Regions from separate parts of the Homo sapiens genome. Here region 2 is linked to region 1. Evidence: read pairs that join two places in POLR2A ChIA-PET (ENCODE). Cell type or tissue: Panc1. All regions are shown on one strand. Links, peaks and the distances in the headings refer to the core of each region. The heading gives the core; the rest is flanking DNA. Region 1 overlaps CLYBL (citramalyl-CoA lyase). Region 2 overlaps ZIC5 (Zic family zinc finger 5).

What was found. ChIA-PET counts read pairs that join two places held together with the same protein. Peaks named below come from ENCODE experiments on the same cell type or tissue, not always from the same donor. Only the 100,000 strongest peaks of a DNase experiment are listed, where the experiment ranks them.
Region 2: POLR2A ChIA-PET joins it to region 1 with 8 read pairs; 2 of 35 experiments call an interaction of 5 or more read pairs at or near these places.

The regions. Positions count from the first base shown.
Region 1 is chr13:99,880,417-99,885,798 of GRCh38, reverse strand. All of the region lies in intron 7 of CLYBL (citramalyl-CoA lyase), which reads right to left. The region is part of intron 1 of CLYBL-AS3 (CLYBL antisense RNA 3); the gene reads left to right. Among named protein-coding and RNA genes, the nearest start is that of CLYBL-AS3, 74 kb to the left of the region's middle. In Panc1, for the core only: no CTCF peak of the experiment used is centred there; no DNase peak of the experiment used is centred there.
Region 2 is chr13:99,961,841-99,967,222 of GRCh38, reverse strand. It overlaps ZIC5 (Zic family zinc finger 5), which reads left to right. Exons shown (of 2, transcript NM_033132.5): 2 at 1,404-4,259. The coding sequence ends at 1,846. Among named protein-coding and RNA genes, the nearest start is that of ZIC5, 7.2 kb to the left of the region's middle. In Panc1, for the core only: no CTCF peak of the experiment used is centred there; no DNase peak of the experiment used is centred there; H3K27ac peaks cover 1,180 bases.

The DNA of each region.
Region 1 (5,382 bases), core at 80-5,079:
GCACTGTTTCATTCTTCTTTCCTATTTTGCAACTTCTCCCACTTGGAGAGTCCTTAGAAAGGCCCTCGTGTGCCCTTGGTTCCCTCTCAGTTTTGTTGTGACATTCATTTTAAGGATGTCCGTTTGGGTGCCAGGCACCCTCAGCTCAGTGAGGCTTCCCGGCTCCAAAGCTGGCTCCTGGAGCTCTCAGGGACATGGTGCCAGGATGTTTATAGGGAGTGGCACTTTTCTAGTTGGGAGCGTGCTGTTATCTTTCTAAAACAGATCTGATGGAATCATCCACTTGCTTTAACCCTGCCATGGTTTTCTTTGGACTTGCAGAATTAAGTGCAATATCTTCAGTGGAGACCCAAGCCTGCCCATGATGGGACCCTCCCCCCTCAGCCTCATCTCCTGCCAGTCCCCTGAGGCCTGTACCCCAACACACACCACGCTGCAGCTCTGCCGCATGCCCTGTTCTCTCTCTGAAGGCCCTTTCCCTGTCTGGCAAACTCCTCCTGATGCTTCCAGATGTCAAGGTGTCACCTCTGTGAAGTGTTTTGAGGCCTCCTTGGTAGAGCAAATCCCTCTCCACCCTTTCCCTGTACAGCTCTCTGTATAGCCTGTGTTCCCATCTAGTGAGAGTATTTGTTTACATTGCTGTCTTTCACAACACTGTGAGGCCCCTGTGGGGAGGCGCCAGGCCTCACGTACCTTTGACTCCCAGGACCTGGCACCCAGCACCCAGTACCTGCCAGGTACACGGGAGATGCTCTGTGACCGCTGACCTGGTGATGATGGAAAAGGCTGAATGCAAAGCCAAGAGCAGCAATACCGACCTACCTGAATAGAAGGACACAAGTTCGGTAGTTGGTGATTTGGGTCACTCTTTTTCTTTAATTTGGGACCTTAGGGAAGGGACTGTAGTTGTCTGGGCAAAGCTTTGCTGTCACACATCCCTGCTGAATCTTTAAGTCACCTGGAATGTGCAGTGAGGCTTCATCCCAGCTGGTCTCAGGGATATGGGGCTCTGCCTCCCACCCCATCAAACTCTGCAGGATGCCCTGGCCCACACCTGTGCCTATCAGCTCCCTGCATTGACATGGATGCAGAGCCTACTGCATACCTGGCGTGCCACAGGCCCAGGGACTTACGACAGCAGGCAACAAGGCAGATGTGGTCCCTGACCTCACAGGGCTTCCAGTCTAATGGCGGGAAGGACATTAAATAGACAGTGATAGAAATGACTATTACTTAAGAACTAGAACGTTTGCTCCAAAAGCAAGGCACAGGGGAGTTGAAGAGTAACTGATAGGGGACCTAACCTGATCAGGTGGGGCATCCTGTGGGACGTGATGTTTAAACTGACATGTGAAGGGTGAGGAGCAGCTAAGCAGGGGAAAGGGTCAGGAGGAGGGAAGGAAGACAGACCAGGGCACATGATGGCTCTCTCTGGGGCGTGAGCTGGGTGATCGAGGGGACAGTGATAGGAGAAGACAGAATCACCCCAGGTCTCCACAAAGCTTTCCAGCTCTGAGCTCACCCTTTTCCTCTCCTTTATCTGCACATGTCTCTCTGTGCCCCTGATCTGGTAATATTCACTGGTCAGTTGGCCAACACTTGCTGAGCCTCTGGTAGGACACCATGGCTGACTTCAAAACTGGTAATGTCGGGGCCAGTGTGGTAGTGTAATCCCAGCACTCTTGGGCTGAGTGGGGAAGATCGCTTGAGCCTGGTCAAGGCTGCAGTGAGCTGTGATCACACCACTGCACTCCAGCCTGGGTGACAGAGTGAGACCTTTTCACAAAAAGAATTTTCATGTTGGCTTGGGCTCAAGTTAACTCATGCAAATGACTTAACAGTTAAAGGGCAAGTGAGTTTATGATGTTTGTGGTGCTTCAGGGCCAAGGAGCTGCAGAGAGAAGGAGCTATCACAATGGTGCTGGTTTGGCCAGGGAAGGGCTTCAAGGAACAGGTATTTAAAAGTCAGCTTTAGAAGGTCAGGGATGCCAGGAGACAGGAGAGGGGCGTGGGGACTGGAAGGGGACACAGAGAAGTGTGCATGGAGTCGGTTTTCTTTGCTCTGCAGGAGCCTTGTGTCTCTGGTCACCAGTGACATAACAGACACACAAAACTAAGGGGTGTGGTAGGAGACACTGGATCTTTCTGTGGCTCTGTCTATGGCTCAAAAGCTGTCTCCTAGAGCCTGAGGACACGCAGCCTACTCCAGCCTAAATTAAAGCAATCTGGAAGAGAGATGACATTTTAAAATATTGGTTCTGCTATTTTTTTTTTTTTTTTGAGATGGAGTCTAGCCCTGTTGCCCAGGCTGGAGTGCAATGGCATGATCTCGGCTCATTGGAACCTCTGCCTCCCTGGTTCAAACGATTCTCCTGCCTCAGCCTCCTGAGTAGCTGGGATTTCAGGCGCTCGCCACCACACCCAGCTAATTTTTGTATTTTTAGTAGAGATGGGGTTTCACCATGTTGGCCAGGCTGGTCTTCAACTCCTGACCTCATGATCCACCCGCCTCGGCCTCCCAAAGTGCTGGGATTACAGGGGTAAGCCACTGCGCCCGGTCGGTTCTGCTATTTATTAGCTGCTTGACTTTTCTTATGACAAAGCACATAAAGACAGTCTCTATTAGACGAAGCTGGACTGAAACCCGGTGGGGTTCCTGTTCTTGCTACATGCACTGATGGGCCCACGTTTGCTCCTTCCTGGACCCTAAGCAGAGGAAGTTGAACCACCTGTTTCCTTTTCTTCACTCTGGGTGTTTTTCCTCTGTCCAGAGGTGGTCCGAGGATCCAACGATGGGGAAGCTAAGAGCTGGGCTGGGCTGGCCTGGCCTGGCCCGGCCCAGCCCTACTTCCGAGTGGGACAGCATGGATGGATTGTCTGGCACAGCTTTCTGGGCGCCAGGGGAAGGGTAGATCTAGGGGAAAGGATGTCAGTTTCCTTGAGGAGGAAATAGGAAGATTGTCTTGGCAACTATAACCTCTACTCTAGTTAACTATACCCTCAGTAAGCCCTGGAATATTAGTTTCCAAACTGAAAATTGGAGGAGGGTAATTCTATTAGGAAGACCCATTACCCAAAAAAGAGGTTTCATGTGATAGTACTTTATACTATTACAAAATATTCTTTTTTTTTTTGAGACAGGGTCTCACTCCCGTCTCCCAGGCTGGAGTGCAATGGCACGATCACAGCTCATCGTAGCCTTGACTTCCCGGGCTCAGGTGGTCCTCCCACCTCAGCCTCCCCACTAGCTGACTAGCTGGGACTACAGGCATGCCCCACCAAGCCTGGCTAACTTTTTGTATTTTTAGTAGAGATGGGGTTTTGCCCTGTTGTCCAGATTGGTCTTGATCTCCTGATCTCAAGTGATTCACCTGCTGCGGCCTCCCAAAGTGCTGAGATTATAGCTGTGAGCCACCGCGCCTGGCCCAAAACATTTTCAAAGACATTTTCTCACCTATAGTACAGAAGGCATGATTATTTAGTTTTACAGGTGCAAACAATGGGGTTCAGTACTAGTTAATCTTATAAAGGAACTTAAGAGGACGAGACTAGAATCTAAGGCTTTTTACCCCAAATCTCAAATTCTTCTTATTAATCATTGTAACCCAAAGTATGGCTGATAACTGGTATTTGGGATAATTATAAAGTTCTAATACAGCTACATATTTATTTTGTATATACTATGTATTTTAAATTATATTTAATGTAATTTATAAAAATAGCATATCTAAACTATTTCAGAAATATTATTACATAAGATGAGGCTAAAAATACATACAGATAATGTGCAGATAAGCAAATACGTGAAACTGCAATTTTAACAAGAGAATTTGGGCAAAAGTAAACTATAACATTTTTCATCCTGGGCTTCCATTTGAAAGTTCTTACTATAATTTATTACAATACCAGAAATACTAGAATTCAATAATACAATATATGAGTGACATTTTAAGTCTTAAAAACACCTAAAGCAGTTGTTAGGAGGATTGAAGGCAGTGATATTTGGTCCTTGTATAACATCTGAATATCAGTAACCCTTTGTTTTATGGATAAACATCTTTAAAAATTGTAATGAAGGCTGGGCACAGTGGCTCAACGCTTGTAATCACTTTGGGAGACCAAGACGGGAGGATCGCCTAAGCCCAGGAGTTCGAGACCAGCTTGGGCAACATAGTGAGACTCTGTCTTTTCCAAAAAAAAAAAAAAAAATTAACTGGATGTGGTGACACGCACCTGTGGTCCCAGCTACTCGGGAGGCTGAGGTGGAAGGATCACTTGAGCCCAGGAGGTCGAGGCTGAAGTGAGCCATGATCATGCCACTGCACTCCAGCAACAGAGTGAGACCCTGTCTCAATAATTAAATAAATAAACAACTGTCAGGAAGATAGTAAAAGAATATGACTGGAGACTTAGAAAGTATAGAACGTGTTTTTCATCTTTTTACACTTTAAATTGTAGTGATAATTTCATCGGTATTTTAATAATATTTTGAATTGAAATTCAGCAGCCATTCGTTCCTATTGCCAGATAATTTACGGATGCTAATGTATCTCTACATGAAATTTCTGAAAGTTCAACCGAAGTCATTCAACACAGACACCAATTCACATTGTGCTAATCTATGGTTACCTATCATGGAATTCAGACGGAAGACACTCCATGGCCTTTGATGGAGAAGCCCTTTAAATAATTCATAAGAATGTAACAGTGGGAATATCGGGTTTGGGGTGGGATGGGGTGGCATTCATGTTGCACCTGACTGGGAAGCACAGTGAAAAGCCAGACGGGAGCAGCATGCTGAGCAGCTGGGGAAGGCCCCGGAAAGCCCAGGTTCAGAGAGGGTGCTGAGTTTGGGGGTCGTGCAGGAGGTTGGGAGGATTCTGCACCCTGGGCAGTTAGTGGATTCATTTTCCAAGCTCTGAAAGGTGCAGAAGCCTGAAGAAGCTCCTCTTTATCCCTCCCGTCCCTTCCCCTGTAGCTCTCTGGCTGTCACTCAGAGGCCAGGGCCATGAGGGGCACGGAAGGGAGGCCTCTTGTGTTCCTGGGGCAGCTCCACCTGCCAGGTCAGTGATGGTCTGAGCAGGCATGGGGGATCATCTTCTCCACACAGAAACAGGACACTTTCCAGGATGGGCACAGCCTGCTGTGGCTCTCAGTAGCCTGTGGCTGCAATGAAGGGGAATGAAGCTCCCTGGAGAGAAAGGATCTGGCTTTTCTGGGGGTTTCCCTTAGAAGCAGCTTCATGCAGAGGTTAGGGATGTGGACTTTGGGCTCCATTACACCTGACTTTGAATCCAGGAATGCCTTTTCCTAGCTGTGTGATCCACAATGAATAAAGCTACCTTTCCCAGTCTTAATTTCTTCATCTGGAAAATGGGGATA
Region 2 (5,382 bases), core at 136-5,135, 81 kb before region 1:
ATGGAAGCAGTTATCGTTGGCGAAATATTTTTTAAAAACTCACTACAGTAAAATATCTGCAGAGGGTGTAAGAAAAGTCACCACAGAAATGTATGTACACTAAGCTGAGGCTTAACAGTTTGTTTTTGAAAACAAGTTATCCAAAACAAAAGAAAATGTCATACCTAGTGTATCACCAGAGTAGCTGCTGAAATATGAGAAATTCAACTTTATTTTTAAATTATTTACCTAAAAGAGGAAAATATTAATTCAATAATATGTATGAAATGACTTGTTTAATTATGGACTCAACTCTATCAAGTTCAGAGATACCAAGGGGAGAGGGAAAATTCAGTTAGACTGTTACCTGCTGTCTTCCTTTTCTTGCTGTTTAACACCAAAATGTAGTGTGGCTGAATTTCTCTAGTTGTCTTATTAAGTATTTCCATTTCCTGGACTAGAGGCCTTGTGTTTAAAGGCGTGTTTGTGGGGTGGTTAGGCCAGCTTAAGGAGGTGACAGCCAAAAGACCCTGGCCTTTTTAAATTTTTTTAAGGTCTTTTTGACTAGTAAGCAATGTAGGGAGCTGTGAGAGTAAGTATACTTATGGCATAAAGTAAAGGTAGGTTCTGCTAAGGCTTGTGGTCTTTATTAATGTATGTTAAAGCTCGATCTGCTGTGCTCTTAACTGCCCTGCAAGTAGTGAGGAAAGCTGTAGAATGCAGAGGTCAACAGCCTGTTCTCTGCCCAGCTAGCCCTGTAAAAATCGAGTGGTGGGAGTATGTTTCACAGGTGCCTCTATTTCTAAAGAAAAACATTGTTTTGTTTTACCTCTTTCCCTTTCCCATCTCCACGTTCTCTCCTGATGCCCCTCTCCTTCAATGAAATCCTGGAGAACACTGAAAGGAAATGCCATTATTATAATTTGACTGTACCCCCCAGTTTACTTTTAATTTAGTGTATGTGTTTGCTTTTTTCTCTTTTTCTTATACGCTTACTTCCGCCTGTGGCTTTGGAAGTATCATTTTGTGTTTATTTTGACAGGAGGATCTCCTGCTTGTGTTTTTGAGTGTACAGACCCTGAGGGGAGTGTGTCTGTCGGGGGAGGGGGTCTGCGGGTCCCAGGTGGGTTTCAGTGTTACATTCTGGCCCTTAGCTCAGCACTAGGGATCTCACCCTGATCCCTCTGGGACTGCAGGGCCTGACAGCCTCTCAGGAGCCCAGGTCCAGGCAAAGCCACCAGGTCAGCAGAATCCAGGCCCATCCCTGAAGCATCCCTTCCCTTTTGTGAATTAGGAAGAAGAATTAGGCTGGGAGTTGGTCTCTGGGAGAATAGGAAAAACACAACCTTGGTTCTGCTTCAAGATTTCTGTCAAGAGAGGGGTCTTGGAAAGCCATTGTTGACCTTTCCTGTGTTTCCTTGCAGGGGAAAAGCCTTTCAAATGTGAATTTGATGGCTGTGACAGGAAGTTTGCCAATAGCAGTGATCGGAAGAAACATTCCCATGTCCACACCAGTGACAAGCCCTACTACTGCAAGATTCGAGGCTGTGACAAATCCTACACTCACCCAAGCTCCCTGAGGAAGCACATGAAGATTCACTGCAAGTCCCCGCCACCTTCTCCAGGACCCCTTGGTTACTCATCAGTGGGGACTCCAGTGGGCGCCCCCTTGTCCCCTGTGCTGGACCCAGCCAGGAGTCACTCCAGCACTCTGTCCCCTCAGGTGACCAACCTCAATGAGTGGTACGTTTGCCAGGCCAGTGGGGCCCCCAGCCACCTCCACACCCCTTCCAGCAACGGAACCACCTCTGAGACTGAAGATGAGGAAATTTACGGGAACCCTGAAGTTGTGCGGACGATACATTAGAATTTATTATTAATAATAATAAGTGAAATAATAAGTGGGAGTCCTTGGACCACATCCTAACCTGAGACAATGCCGAGCCTGAGACAAACCCGTGACTCAGACTTGCCACCGGGTCTAATTAGCCCTATTTATTCAGTATGAAACCCTATGGTGTTTGTACATTTAATTAATTTAATTAAGATATTTGGGCTTTTTTTTTTTTTTTTCTTAAAAAACAAACAAAAAACAACCAAGCTGGACTTGTACATTGCAGGAGGATGGGGCTGGGGGCAAATTGTACCAAGGAAAATGAATGGAGAGATTAGTTAATGGCGATACACACTGCCGATGCAATATATATATATATATATATATACATATATATATATATTATTTTTTTTAAAAGGGGGAGAAAAAGAGCATTAAGTCAGAACTTAACACAGCACCAAGGCCCTCTGCATTTCCCAGAGTGCCTCTCAAATGCCTTTGACACCATACCATGGGCTGCTTTTGAGCCTCCTTGTTGGACCCTAATTCTGCCAAGGCCTCTTGATTGTAAACCACACACCTGCTGCATTGCCAACAGATCCTGTTCCGTACCTGTGTCCAAAAACATTTGTAAAAACCCTTTGAGTTTAATATTTGTAATTTTTAATTTCCACTCTTTTATTACTGATCTTAGCTTAATACAATATTTTTATACAGGATTATTTCTTCAGTATCCTACTGTGTGATTTTAAAAAAAGATGCAGCAACCTTAATATATCTCCATATCTTGTGCTACTGTGATTGTTCAAGCAAAAGTGGAGAGAAGAAAAGCTGCTGCAAAAGACAACTGTGAAACTGTGATATTTTATAAAATAGAAGAAATTCAAGTGCTTTCTTTTTCCTATATGTTTTTTTTTTTTTATCTGAATTCTCAGATACTGCCTCCTAACTGTGTCCAAACTTCTTGTGTAATAAAGAGATTCTGTTTTCGATCCTAAGTTCTTTGGGATGCCAACATTCACAGTCAAGTCTTGAGGAGGTGTGATGATGGCATCATGCCTATTTTTTTGGAAAGCTGTTGTTTTTAAAACAGGCCAACACCTCTTTTATACTGTTGTATCAGCCTTTTAAAAAGTCTATTTTTCAATGCCTGAAACTGCATTTTAATGCATTTTCTTCCACCTGAGCACTGAGCACACCAAACTGGAATCCATTTGAAAATGACAGTGTGTGAAGTGTATGATTTACATTAAAAGAGGGGAGGGAGTTGCCATACATATTAAAAATTTTTAAAAGGTTTATAGTTACCACCAAACACTGATGAATGTGTGACCTTTGCCAGAGCTGTCAAGCTAGGATAAAAAAGGTCAAGGACCTAGGACAATAACTCTTAGTCGATTTATTTTCGGTTGGTACAACACATCTCCTGTGCAAAATGTAGTCCATCAGAAACATCCTACAGATACACTAAAGAGCACTAATTTATCCTTAGAGACCCCGAAGACACCCCCTCCCCAGGGTTTGTAGAAATTTGTTTTGTGTGCTGTGAGTGGTTGATGTAGTCTTGTCATTGTTAATAACTTGTATGTGAACACTATTATTTGTACAGTTGAATTAATTTATTTTCAGACATCATCCTTTTTTTTTTTCTTTCCTGGAAGAGTTCAAAGCACACCAAAGAATTATATTATACATTTTGGTGAAAGATTGTCATTTATGATCCATGGTTTATTTAAAAAAAAAAGGAAAGAAAATGGAAAAATATATTTTTAAGCTTACTTGAATGAACAACGTAATGTGAAAACCAAGACTCTTCCTGCATGTCTTTTTTGCATTGTGTTGATAAGATTATATATAGTTTATAGATATATTATATTACTAGTACAGTGCATGGTGCTGTCACTTGGAAAGCCTTTCAATGTTGTCTTCAGATTGTTGTGATGAATATGAAACATGCAGACCCTCCTTTATAAAGAAAAAGACCTTAAAACTTGAATATGAGATAATTTTACATTTTAAAAGTTTATTTGATTTTCATATTATTCACTTTCAAAGCCCTTTCAAATAGAAAAGGTATGAACTTTTGGGGGGATAATTTATGTATCGTAAACTTATTAGAACAAAATATTCCTGATGTATAATGAGTTGTTTTATTTATACAACTTTTTCAATGGTAGTTTGCACTATTCTTTATTATGCTACAGGTTTATTTATTATGAAACAAAGGAATATGTATTTTATGTATTTTACCATGCATAGGTTAACTCTTTGCCACAGATTTATTGGTTCTTGATACACCTAAAATAAAAAAAAATGTGTACCTCCAATAGAGAGCAAGCAAGAATGATTATGAAGTAACAAATTTAATAAAGGTATTCTTGTTATTATTGCTTATGTTTTACATAATGGCATATCTCTCATACAAATAGAACAGGTTGCTAATGGAGTGAATGTCTTCCCTTGGTCTCTTGATTTCTCAGCCTCTCCCCAAGCAATACAATATTTTTGCAGCCTGGTTTAACTTAACAACTTACAAGCTTATCTAGGAAACACAGATATTTATGAAGACTAAGCCTTGCAGGTTATACTTACAGTAGCATAAATCTTTTGGGTTACTGCATTTATTTGTTAAAATAAGTAATATCCTGATTGATTCTAATCAGTGAAAAGCCAAAAAGTGAATTTTAGCATTTCTTTGGTGCCCAGCCTCCAAAAGGAAAAAAAAGAATAAAGAAAATGTGGAGGAAGGGACGGTGAGGCTTCTAGACAAAAAGAAGGTGAAAGCAAAATCAGTCAGGGGCTGAGATAGGTATTGAATGAAATTGAGTAGTGGGCATCAAATGCCTCTTATGGCGTGGGAGATCAAGATGCAATTTTACTGTAGTTTGTTCTGGAAGTTGAGTGGCTATTGGTAATTTAAGCTCAGCATTTTGGGCCAGGTGTGTTGAACAATTAGATTCTTGCATGGCAGCAAAATATTCAAGTGGCTTAAATGCAGGTGTTTGGCTATGCACATTTACAAGGCTGGATGTTTGCTTGTGTTTTTGTTAGCAGATACAAAACTGATAAAAGTCAGATAGTTAAAAGCAACTGCTAGTAATGTCAATAAGCATTTCTCTGAAAGGTTATAGTGGCTTTTAAAAGTCAGGTTTGTTAAATGTAGTAAAGGTGAAACAGGTTGCAAAGAGTTGTTTTAACTCAGATGACAATAACCAGCACACGAAGGAGAAAAACACTCATAAATGAGGGCCCCAATCAATGGGAAAACTTATAGCTCTCTAATGAAGTTTCTTGTGAAAAGAAGGGTGACACAAAGCCACCAAGACATGAATCATTCATGGGAAATATAAAAGATAAAAGATATCTGACAATGAGCAGAACCTTGTATAGAGTGTATAAAACAAGTTTCCCCTTCTTATTTTCTGCTTTAAAACGCACAATCTCCCACTCCCAGCATTCTCTGTCCAGTCTATAGAGTTAAAATTGACCACTGCTCGTACTGCGCCACTTCAAAGTAATTTAGTCCAGAACGGAAGGCTTGGCGCTCGGACAATCTTCATGGTGTGTTA